Linked DNA regions of Homo sapiens: regions 2 and 3 are each linked to region 1. A link is a contact called in ENCODE Hi-C or POLR2A ChIA-PET data. All regions are on one chromosome and are shown on one strand. Each heading gives the region's core, a stretch centred on a gene start or an enhancer-like site at or near the end of the contact. The rest is flanking DNA. Distances are from core to core; before and after follow the strand shown. Region 1 has its middle 41 kb from the start of LINC01991. Region 2 overlaps LOC105374264 (a long non-coding RNA gene). Region 3 has its middle 86 kb from the start of LINC01991.

Region 1 (4,507 bases), core at 1,329-3,828:
CTGCCTCTTGGAATGCCAGTACTGCCTCAAGCCGAAAATGTTCCCATGTCCTTGCTCTTCAAATAGGAACCAGCATATGACACATATGGGCTCATGATGGATATTTTAACATGTTTCAAATTTTGCCTGATTTTCACTCATTCCATAGAATGTCTAAGCTAGAAAATGCCTTGGAGATCATCAGGCTTAATAATTCTTTCATGGGACAGATAGAAATCCGAGAGTCAGAGGGGGAACGTGAGTGGTTCATGGTCACACAACCTGTCAGTGGCTCAGATTGACCCCAAACCCAGGATTCCTAGATTCCACCTAAGAGATTCTTTGTGTGCCCCATACTGCTGGATTCAGCATTAAGCCAGCAGACCAGTCAAGTGTAAGCTTCTTGAGAGCACAGGCTGTATCAATGGCTTATCTTTCTATCTCAGATTTCTAGCTCAGTGGCTTGCATGTCACAGAAACTCCTTCTCTACCCAGCACTGTGGAGTTCTCAGAGCTTTCATGTTCACCATGAGCCCCACTTTACATATGAGTGAGCCTCATGTTGCTCAAATGGACAAAGGGCTCACGGCTTCAGAAAAATGGTAGCAGAACTTGAACCCTGATCATTGGACAGCTAATTCATGCCCTTTTTCTGTCCTACGTAACCACCCAATAACTTTGATTACCAAGTGAGTAAATGATTACAGGATGAATGGTTGAAAGACTGACAAACATAGAAATCAATCACTCTCTCTTGAAAAACAGATTTTAAAAAACAAATAACTCGGCCGGGCGCGGTGGCTCACACCTGTAATCCCAGCACTTTGGGATGCCGAGGTGGGCGAATCATGAGGTCAGGAGATCGAGACTATCCTGACTAACATGGTGAAACCCCATCTCTACTAAAAAATACAAAAAAGTTAGCTGGGCGTGGTGTTGGGCGCCTGTAGTCCCAGCTACTGGGGAGGCTGAGGCAGGAGAATGGCATGAACCCAGGAGGCGGAGCTTGCAGTGAGCTGAGATTGCGCCACTGCACTCCAGCCTGGGGGACAGAGCGAGACTCCATCTCAAAAAAAATGAATAAATAAAAATAAAATAAATAAATAATTCTAGACCCTCATTCAGTAAAAAGTCTTTACTTGGACCCCCCGGTGGCCTGCTTTGGCTCTCTCACCTTGAATTTCCCTTCATTTGACACCAACATGTGTGTTTAGGGAAAAGGAAAAGCTAACAGCACTTAACCTCTGTGTTCCTTGAGGGGTCAATTTTTCTGATGTTAATCCTGTCCAATTTGGGTGATTTTAAAAAGTACAAAGAAAGACATTTAAGCCATGCAAATTCCTCCTCCCAGAGATTGCCAGTAGTTAACATTTTGGTGAATATCCATCATCTTTTTAAAATCTTTTTTCTAAAGCTTATAAATAAATTTTTAATGGATTTGCACTGAAAAACTGCTTAGTAATTTGTTTTTGTTGCTTAATAATAAATCACAAATATCTAATTAGGTCGCAAGTTGATCAAGTGGGAGAATGAGCATATTTTAACAATGTTTGATCAGTTGAGTAACACACAGGTGATGAGATTCCCAAACATTGCTTTCCATTGACTGTTTTAAGGACCCAGAGAAGCCATATTACCAGTCCTTGCCCGGGCTCTTCCGCTTCTAACATGACCATGGCTGCAACATGGTTAAGGTATCAGTAATTATAATAGCTCGGAATAACAGCTTACATTTTGCTAACCTCTCTTATAACACACACACACACACACACACACACACACACAGAGTAACATGTCAACCATTGTGATCAATAGGCAGAGAAGGAAACCTCACATATCTCATGTTCCTTGCACAACCCTGGAAGAGAAGCAGGTTCATGTCATTATTTTAAAGATGAAAAACTTGAGGATCAGGGAGATCATGTGACAGGCCTGCCTTTTGGGTTTTTGTTTCTTTGTTTGTTTGTTCTTTTAGTAACATCTTTAGAAAGAAAATAAAGAAAAATGAACCAAAGTTCAAAGAGGAGTTCTTATGATTGGAGATTAGAAAAAGATTTTACTCATTCATACTAGAGAGACTAACACATTCTTGGTCTTTCATTCCAGACCACTCTTTATACCTACCACACTGCTTCCTGACTTAAAACACCTTTGAAAGTTTTGGTGATTTTAGCTAATTTAATAGAACATTTTATGATATATACATATAAACATGCTGCGTTCTTTCCTGCCCCACCTCTAGCAGCAATGAGTGCTGACGGTGCATTCTGCGGCCTCCACGGATGGGCTGACTGCCTGTCACGTCTGTGAACAAGGTTTAATTTGATTAACGTGGGCTACCAGTCAGGACGACCTCCCCTGCTCAGCGACGCAAGGGCTGCTGGGTATGGCTGGCTGGAGGGCCAGAGAGCAGTTGTGATTCATTTCTGCCCCAGGCACCCACCTGGCGGGCCTGGTGCAAGTGCCGTGGGATCAGGGGAAAGTGAGAGGCCTGGCAGGCGCCTTGGCTGTGAGCTGAGCTTCGGGAGTAATAGTGAGAAGAGGGATGAGGGCAGCAGCTGCTGAGGTTGATATTTATATAATGACTCTCTGTGTTTTGAGGCAGGAAGTGAAACTGAGGTTGTGCTGAGACACTTTCCTTCCCCCATACCACTGCCCACGGCGGCTCCGGTGGGTGACCCAGGGAGAGCCACAGCAGATGCAGAGCAGGCTCCAGCCCCTTACTGGGGTGTCGGAGCTAAGGCTCTGTAGGGTCCAAGAGGCTCCCCTCCCTCTCCGTATGATTGTCCCTCCTTTCTCTCCACTTAGTTCTGCCTTATGGTGGAGACAGCATTGCTGCACCCCTGCAGCTTTGTAGGATTGCCATAATGGACTGTGGGACAATATCTACAAAACACAAGGCCAATCACGCATCTCTGGAGAATTAGCATTAAAACTCTTTATTACTTTCCTATGACCACTTCCAACACCACCACCACTGGTTTTTGTGGATTGTTTTTCCCTGACTTCTATACCTGCCTCAAGCCAACTTTCTGCCTGGTTTTTCTTCCTTCCTTCCAAGCATTAATACCTTTTGGAACCACCTCAGACCTCACAGTAAATGTCCCCTTCAGTGCTTTCCTTTCCTCTTGCTTAAGCCCAAGTTTAGGAATTCCATTCTTTCCTGTCTAAAACAAAAAGGCATTTTAATATAGATGATGTTCCATCCAGAGAGGCCTTCCTATTCTGCTTCTCACTCTAGTGTTGGGAGATTATTTGAAACATGGAGTGTTCACAGCTGAAAAGGACTTAAAAACTGTCTAGCCTCTGCTTCTCAATGACTGAAGGAGAAGCAAAGACCGTGTTAGAACTGAGGATCCCAAGGCCCTACTTCAGACCTGCTGAATCAGAATCAGCATTTTAACAAGATCTCCAGATGATTCACATGGACATTACACTTTGAGAGGCACTGTCTTATCCCAAGATGCTTATTAACAGGTGGAAGAAATAAAGGCCCAAAGAGGAAAACAAACAAGCACAAGGTCATCAGCAAGAGAATGCCACTAAAATAGAAGTTAGAAGTCTGTTTAGTTCAAGTCCCTTCCCTCTGCATGAGGCCTTAATAAAGACATAGTTCCAATGCCAGCACTGTGAAACAAGCAAAGCAATCTCTCCTCCCTCTTTATTTTTACTCTAAACTTCATCTATGGGTATGTTTTCAATTTATTTTACAAATAGAAAGTCAATACTAATGATTTCACAGCACTGCTTTCGAGCTCTTGTCCGTCTAGGTTGCCATGCTAGTTGCTGAATTCCATAGTCCACTGTACTTGATCAAGTATACTTTCCCCACAGTTTATTTGAAGTGAAGCTTCTGAGTGCTGGCAAGAAAAGAAAGATGTGCTGGGTGTGGTGGCTCATGCCTGTAATCCCAGCACTTTGGGAGGCCGAGGCCGGCCAATCACCTGAGGTTGGAAGTTCGAGACCAGCCTGACCAACATGGAGAAACCTCGTCTCTACTAAATATACAAACTTGGCCGGGCGTGGTGGTACATTCCTGTAACCGCAGCTACTAGAAAGGCTGAAGCAGGAGAATCGCTTGAACCTGGGAGGCAGAGTTTGCAGTGAGCCGAGATCATGCTGTTGCACTCCAGCCTGGGCAACAAGCACAAAACTCCATCTCAAAAAAAAAAAAAAAAAAAAAAAAAAGAAAGAAAGAAAGAAAAAGAAAAGAAAGATATGTTGTCAGCTGTTACAGCTGGCCCTAGTTTTGCCCACCAGAGACCTTGCCAGGAAGAACTATGAATGACAGCACATTTTAGAATCACAAAATGACAAAACTGGAAGGAACCATAGAGATCATTTTATCCAACCCCTTCGAGTCTCAGATGGCAATGATGAGCTACAGAGGGAAATGACTTACTCAAGTTCATCCAAGTTAGATGCAGATTTGGGGCAAGGATTCAAATTGCTGGCCTATCGGGTCAGGGCTCCATGCTGCGTACTGCCACCCCCCTCCACACACACACTAAATGGAATGAACAAACTA
Region 2 (4,556 bases), core at 1,538-4,037, 86 kb before region 1:
ACACAATGGCCACTAGCTACATGTAGATATACAAATTTAATTTTAAATTGACTAAAAGTAAATAAAAGTTAAATGTCCTCAGTTGCACTAGCCACATTTCGCATAGTCAATAGCCACATATGTCTAGTGGTTACCATTTTGGCAGCACAGGTGAAGAACATTTCTGTGATAAGAAAGTTCTACTGGACAATGCTGATCTAAAAAACAGTATGACAAATTCTAACGGTATTCAAAGTGCCTACAATTTGACTATATTTGTATTAAAAATGCAAATGAAAGTAAATGTAAAAAAATTTAAAAAGTACTTTCTGTATACATTTTCAAAATTATTTCTTCTCTCACGCCTGTAATCCCAGCACTTTGGGAGGCTGAGGTGGGCAGATCACGATGTCAGGAGATCGAGACCATCCTGGCTAATATGGTGAAACCCCGTCTCTACTAAAAATACAAAAAAATTAGCCAGGCCTGGTGGGGGGTGCCTGTAGTCCCAGCTACTCGGGAGGCTGAGGCAGGAGAATGGCGTGAACCCAGGAGGCGGAGGTTGCAATGAGCTGAGATCGCAGAACTGCCCTTCAGCCTGGGCAACAGAGCGAGACTCTGTCTCAAAAAAAAAAAAAAAAAACTTTAAATATTAAAAATTATTAGTTAAAATTCAAAAGAAAACTATAATTAAATGATAATATATCTCAACATTTTAAATCAAAATTATTTAGGTAAAGCTAATTCTTTTAATTTTTTGGAATTTTAATTCTGTCTTATTTAATCATTTCTTTAAGAACATTAAACTACTAATAATGCCAGCCTTTAATAGCCAATTAGTTGAAAATATTATGAATCTGTATCATATTTGTCACACAGATTATGTCTCAACCTACAAATACACAAATTTAAGAATAATATGAATTATTTCACTTTGCAAACTATCCCTCAACTGCCATAAGTAACATGGCAAATTCATGCTAACTGGTGACTACCTTCAGAGTCATGGATTACAACATAAAGAGAAGCAAGCAAATGGACACTCAGCACTACTTTGTTATCAAGAATCTATTACATTTATGCTGAGAGGAAGGATTTAACAAGTGAATTAATTGTTTTATTTCTCTTACCTAAGTGCTTTAACCATTCAAATATTTTTTTGTACTTCAAAGCATTATCCATCTCCAAGTCCGTAATTGTACAACTCCCATCTCCAAAGTCCATAATAGCACAACTCTCAAACATTCACAGCGTCTAGACACATTCGCCTTTTGTTTCAACGACACAGGGCAAAATATCTGTAGATCTGGGGGCCTCAACGGTTTTTGTCACAAAAACGGATGTTTGAGATTATGGGTCCAGCTACGCCAGCTATGAGTACTGGATCCTGAACGATAGACATGCCCACACCCTCTTTTTCAGGTTTATTTGCTATTTTGTCTGTGGTACATGGTGGCATTTACCTTCAGAAACAAAGTATGTGGCCCAAGGTAAGGGAGCCTCTTGCCCACATCTTAGTGCCACATTATCAAAAGACACATGATGTGTTAAGCTGGTAACAGGGCTAAAAAACGCCAATTGGAAGGTCTATCACATACGCAATTTACAAAACACTTCCGTGTGCTATGAATCAGGTGTTGTGTAACACGGCAAATTTATGCTAACTGGTGACTTGCATGGTGTTGCCCTTGATTTACCTCCCCAAGAAAACCCAATAAGGAAGGCATGATTACCCTGCAATCTCATTTTACAAAGGCAAACTGAGGCTTTGGAGGAGTTCAGTCACTGGCTCAATATAACATTGCTGATAACAGGCAGAGGCAAGGTTCAAACCAGGGGTGTCTGAAGCCAGTCAAAACCGGGACTCTGAAGCCAAAGCCCTTTGTGTAACCACTCTACAGTTCCACTTCACTTGGATGGCTGAGCTGTGGGTGGGAGAGTCTCTGGGTCCCCGGAGTCAGTCATCTGAGTGTGTGCTCTTCCTGGGAAGAGGCTGATGCTGAAAGCTACCTTATTTAATGGCTGAGAAAAGTAGAACTGATGGTTGAGGAGAGGAGACCTGAGAGTGTGTCCCCAGCAGGAAGACAACTGGAGGAAGTGTTGCTGCCGCCACTGCCTTATAGATTTACTCTCATCTCCTGTGCCCCAGAATCTCCAGTGGTGCCCTGATGCCATCAGGGCAGGCCATATTCCAGGCATCTTGTTAAGGACACCCTTGATTTTGCCCCTATCAACATATTCAGCCATATCTCTTCATTCCCACCTACCCCAGCATAGCCCCAATTTTAGTATCAATGAACTCCACATTCTCAGAAAGCAATATGCTCTTTCATCCTTCCTGCCTTTGAATATGCTCTTCCTCTGCCTAGAATGACCTCTTTGCTCCTCTTGTCTGGAGAAACCTCACTCATCCTTAAAGTTATAATTCAAATGTCACCTCCTTTGTCACTTGTTCCTAGAGTCCTCCAGGGAGTTGGTCACTTCCTTCTCTGAGATCTCTAGAACTTTGTTCGGACCTCAGTTAGAGACTTGTCATCCCAGCAAAACTATGATATTTGCCCATATGGCCACTTTCTCACTAGACAGTAAGCTCCTCCCGGACAGACAGGGGCTATTTCATATTGCTCTCTGCTTCCTCTCAGCCCCATCCTATGTTCCAAGCACAATCCCTAAAACATAGCAGGCTCTTAATAACTGTGGAATGTTGAGCGAATAAACAAATAAAAGCCAAGAGAAGATGACCTTGAGGCTTGGTTTCCTGGGAGGAGACTCCGCCTTTCGTACCCACAGACTCCTTTGAGCAATATCCCATCCATGGCATTGAGCCACCATCTGGGGCCATTGCACCAGTAGAAGCTCAGGGTGGGGCTGGTGTGAAAACAAACAGGCAAGACAACAACAAGGGTGTGTTGAAACCTTTAAACGTTCTATTCCTTGGTGTTCAAACTTGCCAAGCATACTAGGTCAGGTGGGTTCTTATTCCAGTACTCTGAGAGAATTGATCATAGGCACTAAGCTTTCACATTGGGTCAAGGAGCAAGGGAGAAACAAAGGAGATGTGAAATTGGCTTCCTTGTTCTGCTTTTCTCTTTGTGTGTGTATTTGTCTTTCCAAACAGAAGAAACCCTGACCTTCCCCTGCTTTAATTACCTAATTATTTTGACACCTTGGGCTGTTGCATCACCCCCACACAGTGTTTTGTCAAGGACACCACATTGGGTGTATCTAGGCTTAGGGAGAAGCAATTGACAAGAAACAAGTTCTGACAGCCAGGGAAATGTTGGGCAGAGGAAGAGATCTAGGGGAAGGAGGAGAGGGGTGGGGGAAGGAAGAAAGAGGAAACGTTTGGTATGCTGGGAAATGAGTATCTTGGGGAAGGTGGCAGCAAGGTTGGCAAAATTGGGTGTCTCTGCTTGGAAGGTTTCCCAGATTGGGTTTCAGGGAAGATTGTGTCCAAGCCAGAAAACTAGTGTGCTATAGGTCCCTAAAAAGGATGAAATACAGGAACTCAGGCTGTCATTCCAGGGACTACATCTAACTGAGAAAATTTCTTCACCCTGGACCTCGGTTTCCTCTCCTTAGAAACAAGGCAAGGCTTAGTATTTTTCTCCCAAGCACAAAAATGTTTTTACTCAAATAGTTTGGAGATATACACGGAAGAAATAATCAAAACAGTCATAAAGTCCTTCACAAACCATATTCTTCAAACAGTTAACGCTGAGGATTCTGAAAACTAACATGGGCAAGCTGAATATTTGTCAAAATTGTGAAACACGGCCCCAGCAAAGCACAGAAAGCTCTTCAATTCTAACCTCCAAGTATTGTGTATGGAGGAACCAAAAAAGCAGATGATACAGAGAAGCTGAAAGCCCGAAGGTCTGGAAACCTAAGGACAAAGCAGTGTGGTTCAGTGGTATGGTCCTGGGCTGAGACTCAGGAGACCTGGGTTTTAGACCAACTCAGCATTTACAACTTTACATCTGCCAGTCTAGATCTGTCATCTGCACAATAAAAGAATGAATCTCTGTGGGGTTCACACTCTTCAGGGTAGGAGTGAGGGGTTGTGCAGCAAGGTACCGAAGGCCACAGTTAAGTATGATGAATCTTCCTAGAACATCAATTTTACCTGGTGGCAAACACTTTAAGGCATTATTTTTCATTCAAAAATGAATTCACTTCCTCAACCAATAAGTATTGAGCAATGCTCTATGCCAGATGCTCTTTTAATATGAAAGTAAACATGGATATTTTATTATGGTTAATATCAATAATTTATATGAACTAAGGCAGACAAGGGTCTCTCAAATTATTTTTCATATGCAGTGATACTTCTTGTTGTGCCCATTTACTCTCACTTCCAATCAAATCATACTTTGTCCTCTTTTGGCCCTGGATACACTCCAATGGATAGGAGTGCAAGTGGTCTCACTATCCCTTCCAGCAGACAGAGCTTATACTGTCAGGGCCACATGAAATTAAGCAAATCTTTGTTGTGACAACAGGCTGAATTTTTATATCTACCAGACAAAAGTAAGGAAAGGGACCTAACTTTTAATACACATCACAAACTGCATACA
Region 3 (4,430 bases), core at 128-2,627, 130 kb after region 1:
CAAAACAGGTTTCTTGGATTTTCTCTCAAAGCTGTACTGTATTTCCCCAATCTTTTTATCTTAATAAACAACCCTTCCCCCAGTTCTCAAGCTTAAAGATAAAGAATTATCTTTCATTCCTTCCTATTTCTTAACCCCCTATCCAGTTACCCCCTATCACCAGAAACAAGTCTTGTGAGTCCACCCCCAAAATTAATTGTGCACATCTCTGCACCCCACTGCAACAACCCTAGTCTAAAATAGTCCCATTAAAGCTCCTCTAGAACATTTTTTCTGCTTTCTTTCTCATTTCCTTACAATCACTTTTCCAAAAAGCAGCCAAAAGGATCTTTCAAGAATATAAATCAGATTTTACTCCCCTGCTCTTTGCCATCCAATGGCTTCCCACTAAACTCAGCAGAAAATACCAATTCCACACCATGGCCTCAAAGCCCTCTCTGATATGATCCCTGCCCTCCTTTCTGCCTTTGTCTGCACCTGCACCTCGCTACCCCTTTTCTACCCCTCTCAAGTTCTCTAGGCTCTCCCAGTTCTTCCCCGTCACTCAGTCTCCACCAGTTACTCTTTCTCTCCACCCTAAGCAGTTGCCCTGGCTGGCTCCTTCTCATTCTTCAGATGCCAGCTTAAATGTCACCTCCTCACAGAAACCTCCTCTGCCCACCAATCTAAAGTAGCTCTCCATTCCCAACCAGTAATTCCCCATTCCATCAGCCAACCAACATATACACTGTTTACCTTTACACACAGAGAGAAAATGTAAATTCCATGAGGGTAGGAGATTTCTATGCCTTGATTTTGCTGTATGTGTTATGCCTAGCCCAATGTTTAACACACAGTAGGCATTAACTAAATATTTGTTAAATAAATAAATTAATGAATACACAAATGAGTGGGTGATAAAGGTAGGGTAAAGAGATTGATGTTTCAAAGTTCCCTTCTGGCCTTAACATTTTAGGACCCTGTGGTTTCAAGAGCATAATTTTGTACTTACTGATGTGGGCTCAGCTCTTAAAGTAGAGTGGAATTTAGAGGGGAAGGAGATGAATGAAGTTGCCAGGATCCAGCAGCAGGCTGGGGAGACTCCCTGGAAGAAGTGGTAGATACACTGGGCTTTTCAGCCTTCAATATTACTTAACAAAAGGCATTTGTCATCTTACAAAAAGGTTTACCCTAATCTCCATTTCAGTTGCCAACTACTCTTCTACATTTAAAATGTGATCATGTTTATAAAAACTTGATGGGCACACTTTTCAGGAACATCTAGTTTCTAAGCTGCACTGTCCTTACATGCCCTTGGGCATAGGTGTATGCTGATTAGCAGGTTTAATTTGACACAGATAAAGAACACGAAGAATTTGCCCAGAGGCCCATTGACCCCCCCTGCTGGCTCCATATCTGAAGGAAGGATCTGTTCCATACCTCAGAGAAGACCCACTTAGGACAGGAAGTGAGTCATCTATGTTCCACAGAGGACCTATCACAGGTTGGACTATACTAAATGTGAAACAGATTAAACTGGAACAAAATCATGACATATTTGTTCCCTCCCACAGTGTGAGACGTTTCATAACCTCTTGATACTTTACCCTGATAACTTTGAGAGCTGGAGAGGTCTTCAAAAATCACTTGTATGTCTCTCTCTTGTTCTGTAGATGGGGAAACTGAGGCCAGAAAGGCTGGTGCCTTATCCAAGTTCACACAGCAGGGGTAGCAGGAGATCCCTGTCCTGAAGCCCAGACAAATATTCCATAGAAGCATACATATACAAGCTGATTTTTAAGAGAAAACCTATTGTGTCCTTTTGTTTAATCGTCATAAATAACTTGATGATCTATTTGTTTAATTTTTTTTTTTTAAAAGACAGAGTTTTTCTCTTTTTACCCCAGGCTGGAGTGCAATGGCACAATCTCAGCTCACTGCAACCTCTGACTCTTGGGTTCAAGCAATTATCCTGCCACAGCCTCCTGTGTTGCCAGGATTACAGGCGCGTGCCACCACGCAGGGCTAATTTTTGTATTTTTAGTAGACACGGGGTTTCACCATCTTGGCCAGGCTGGTCTTGAACTCCTGACCTCGTGATCCACCCGCCTTGGCGTCCCAAAGTGCTAGGACTACAGGTGTGAGTCACTGCACCTGGTCTATTTGTTTACTTTTTAATCATTGAAAAATAAAGTTTTAGCAAGTAATCTCTAGTGATACTGAGGTTTTAGGACAACTTGAAGGAATCGGCTTAAAATGTTAGAAGCTGTCACATAATAAAATAGTAAGACAACCCAGACCAACTTATAAGAAGAGGTAAATGTTATTTTAACTATCAGGAAAGAGTTATATCATTTTCAAAACAACCAGAAGAACTATTTTTTCTCATTTTAATGTCTATAGTTAGGATTCAGAGACGATCACTTGTGATTTTCAGCAACTTAAAGTTTGTATGAGATGGGAAAGCCATAGAGGGAAGCATGCCAATCTTTTAAACTGTTACACATGAAGCGTTAGAGACTGGAGTGCAGCTATTAACTTAAAAAAGGAAAGAAAGTGGTTTATGCTAGCTTTTTCAACTGTCAAATGATCAGTTGGAATTTAGAGAGTAACAGTGTTTCAAGACAGAGATACATTTAAACATCATGGTGCTTGACAGGCAAACAGGAATCATTTGCCCAATTCCTTTAGAACTAGTCTTAAAAAAAAAATGCAACAAGGCCTCTCAAATTGCAGGAGAACTAAAAAACGAACCTCACTCCCTGATTTACCCTTCCGGATCTGTATTCTCCAGAGTCACCAGCTCCTGCAGGTCTCTGGGGCCAGAGAGAGCGAGCGCTGAGCCTGGAGTGAAAGCCCTTCTGCAGGGTCAACTATGAAGCACCTTTGGAAACTTAGGCCAGTTGTCCTCAAACTTGGGGTGTCTGGGAATCACCTCAGGGGGTACTTACTACAATATAGATTTCTGGGCCCATTTCCAGAGCATCTAATTTCATAGGTTTGGAATAGCTTCCAAGAATCAACACTTTAACAAGTACTCTCGGCTCATCCTGACACAACTAGATGGTGGAACAACCATACCAAAACCTTGGCCAGCCTACGTAAATCTTCCTCTTTTCTCTGGATCTCAATTTCTACACGTGTGAAATGAGGAATATGAACCAGGATCATCTCTAAGGTCTCTTCCTGATTCGGGCAATGGAGATGATATGACTTGGGAACTGGCAGGATTCCAATCTTGCCTCTGGGTTGCCTTGGTAGCCCAAACAAGTCACGTACTTACAGAAGCATGTAACTCATGTAAACCCCGAAAATTTGAGACAGGTCTCAGTTAATTTACTTTATTTTATTTATGTTTTAAGACGGAGTCTCACTCTGTTGCCCAGGCTGGAGTGCAGTGCCACGATCTTGGCTCACTGCAGGCTCTGCCTCCTCGGTTCAAATGATTATCCTGCCTTAGCCTCCTGAGTAGCTGGGATTACAGGCACCCACCACCATGCCTGGCTAATTTTGTGTTTTTAGTAGAGACGGGGTTTCACCATGTTGGCCAGGCTAGCCTGATCTCAAGTGATCCACCTGTCTCAGCCTCCCACATTGCTGGGATTACAGGTATGAGCCACCACAACCAGCGAGGTCTCAGTTAATTTAGAAAGTTTATTTTGCCAGCGTTGAGGATGAGCACTCATGACACAGCCTCAGAAGGTCCTGACCACATGTGCCTAAGGTGGTCGGAGCACAGTTTGGTTTTATACATTTTAGGGAGACATGAGATTTCAATCAACATATGTAATATGAACATTGGCTCGGTCAGATAGATGGGAAAACTCAGAAGCAAAAGCAGGACATTTTGAAGCAGGTAGGCGGCTTCCAGGTCACAAATAGGTGAGAGACAAAAGGTTGCATTCTTTTGAATTTCTGATTAGTCTTTCCAAAGAGGCAATCAGATATGCATTTATCACAGTGAACAGAGGAATGCCTTTGAATAGAATGGGAGGCAGGTTTGCCTAATTTCCTAGCTCGAATTTTCTCTTTAGCTTAGCGATTTTGGTGACCCACAATATTTTCCTTTCACACTGAAATACAGGGACTCTTTCATACAGAGCTCAGTGTGAAGTGTGGAAGGGCTCCGGAACTTACTGCCAGCTCCTCCTCACTGTACACTACCCACTGGGTGCTGTCCATAACATGCGCTCCTCTTCTCCCAGCCCTGTTCAAAACTACAGAGCCTCAGATGGTGCTTCCCCAACCCATCATCTGTTCCCAGCAGGGATGTCTAGCGAGAGCCGGTTCCTTTGAACCTTGTGTGTTCCTCATATCTAGAATCCATCACATCCCCTCCCTCAAGCCCACTACAGGATGATGTTTCAGATTAATCGAATTGAACTACCCAGAACAAAACAAAACAAAACAAAACATAAAAAGAGAGTGAGCGCCTTAAAATTTAGAACTCA

The links. A loop is a pair of places that touch in the nucleus more often than their neighbours do. ChIA-PET counts read pairs that join two places held with the same protein, here RNA polymerase II (POLR2A). Pooled maps may share reads with other maps.
Region 2: a loop to region 1 is called in a map of CD14-positive monocyte, with 1.8 times the contacts of the local background. The contact joins two enhancer-like sites. A Hi-C loop is called at or near these places in 1 of 168 maps with a recorded cell type or tissue (CD14-positive monocyte). POLR2A ChIA-PET finds 5 or more read pairs at or near these places in 5 of 52 experiments (AG04449, AG04450, CD4-positive, alpha-beta memory T cell and 2 more).
Region 3: a pooled map shows a loop between it and region 1 (3-fold over the local background). The contact joins two enhancer-like sites. A Hi-C loop is called at or near these places in 6 of 50 pooled maps. POLR2A ChIA-PET finds 5 or more read pairs at or near these places in 5 of 52 experiments (BJ, OCI-LY7, Panc1 and 2 more).

The regions. Positions count from the first base shown.
Region 1 is chr3:187,933,438-187,937,944 of GRCh38, forward strand. No RefSeq gene overlaps it. Among named protein-coding and RNA genes, the nearest start is that of LINC01991, 41 kb to the right of the region's middle. Within about 2 kb of position 2,579, at least 2 of the 41 ENCODE cell types and tissues checked have a DNase peak (open chromatin) inside an H3K27ac peak, as active enhancers do; they include CD14-positive monocyte, where a contact is called at or near this core.
Region 2 is chr3:187,847,609-187,852,164 of GRCh38, forward strand. The region is part of intron 2 of LOC105374264 (a long non-coding RNA gene); the gene reads right to left. Among named protein-coding and RNA genes, the nearest start is that of BCL6, 100 kb to the left of the region's middle. Within about 2 kb of position 2,788, at least 4 of the 41 ENCODE cell types and tissues checked have a DNase peak (open chromatin) inside an H3K27ac peak, as active enhancers do; they include CD14-positive monocyte, where a contact is called at or near this core.
Region 3 is chr3:188,059,947-188,064,376 of GRCh38, forward strand. No RefSeq gene overlaps it. Among named protein-coding and RNA genes, the nearest start is that of LINC01991, 86 kb to the left of the region's middle. Within about 2 kb of position 1,378, at least 5 of the 41 ENCODE cell types and tissues checked have a DNase peak (open chromatin) inside an H3K27ac peak, as active enhancers do.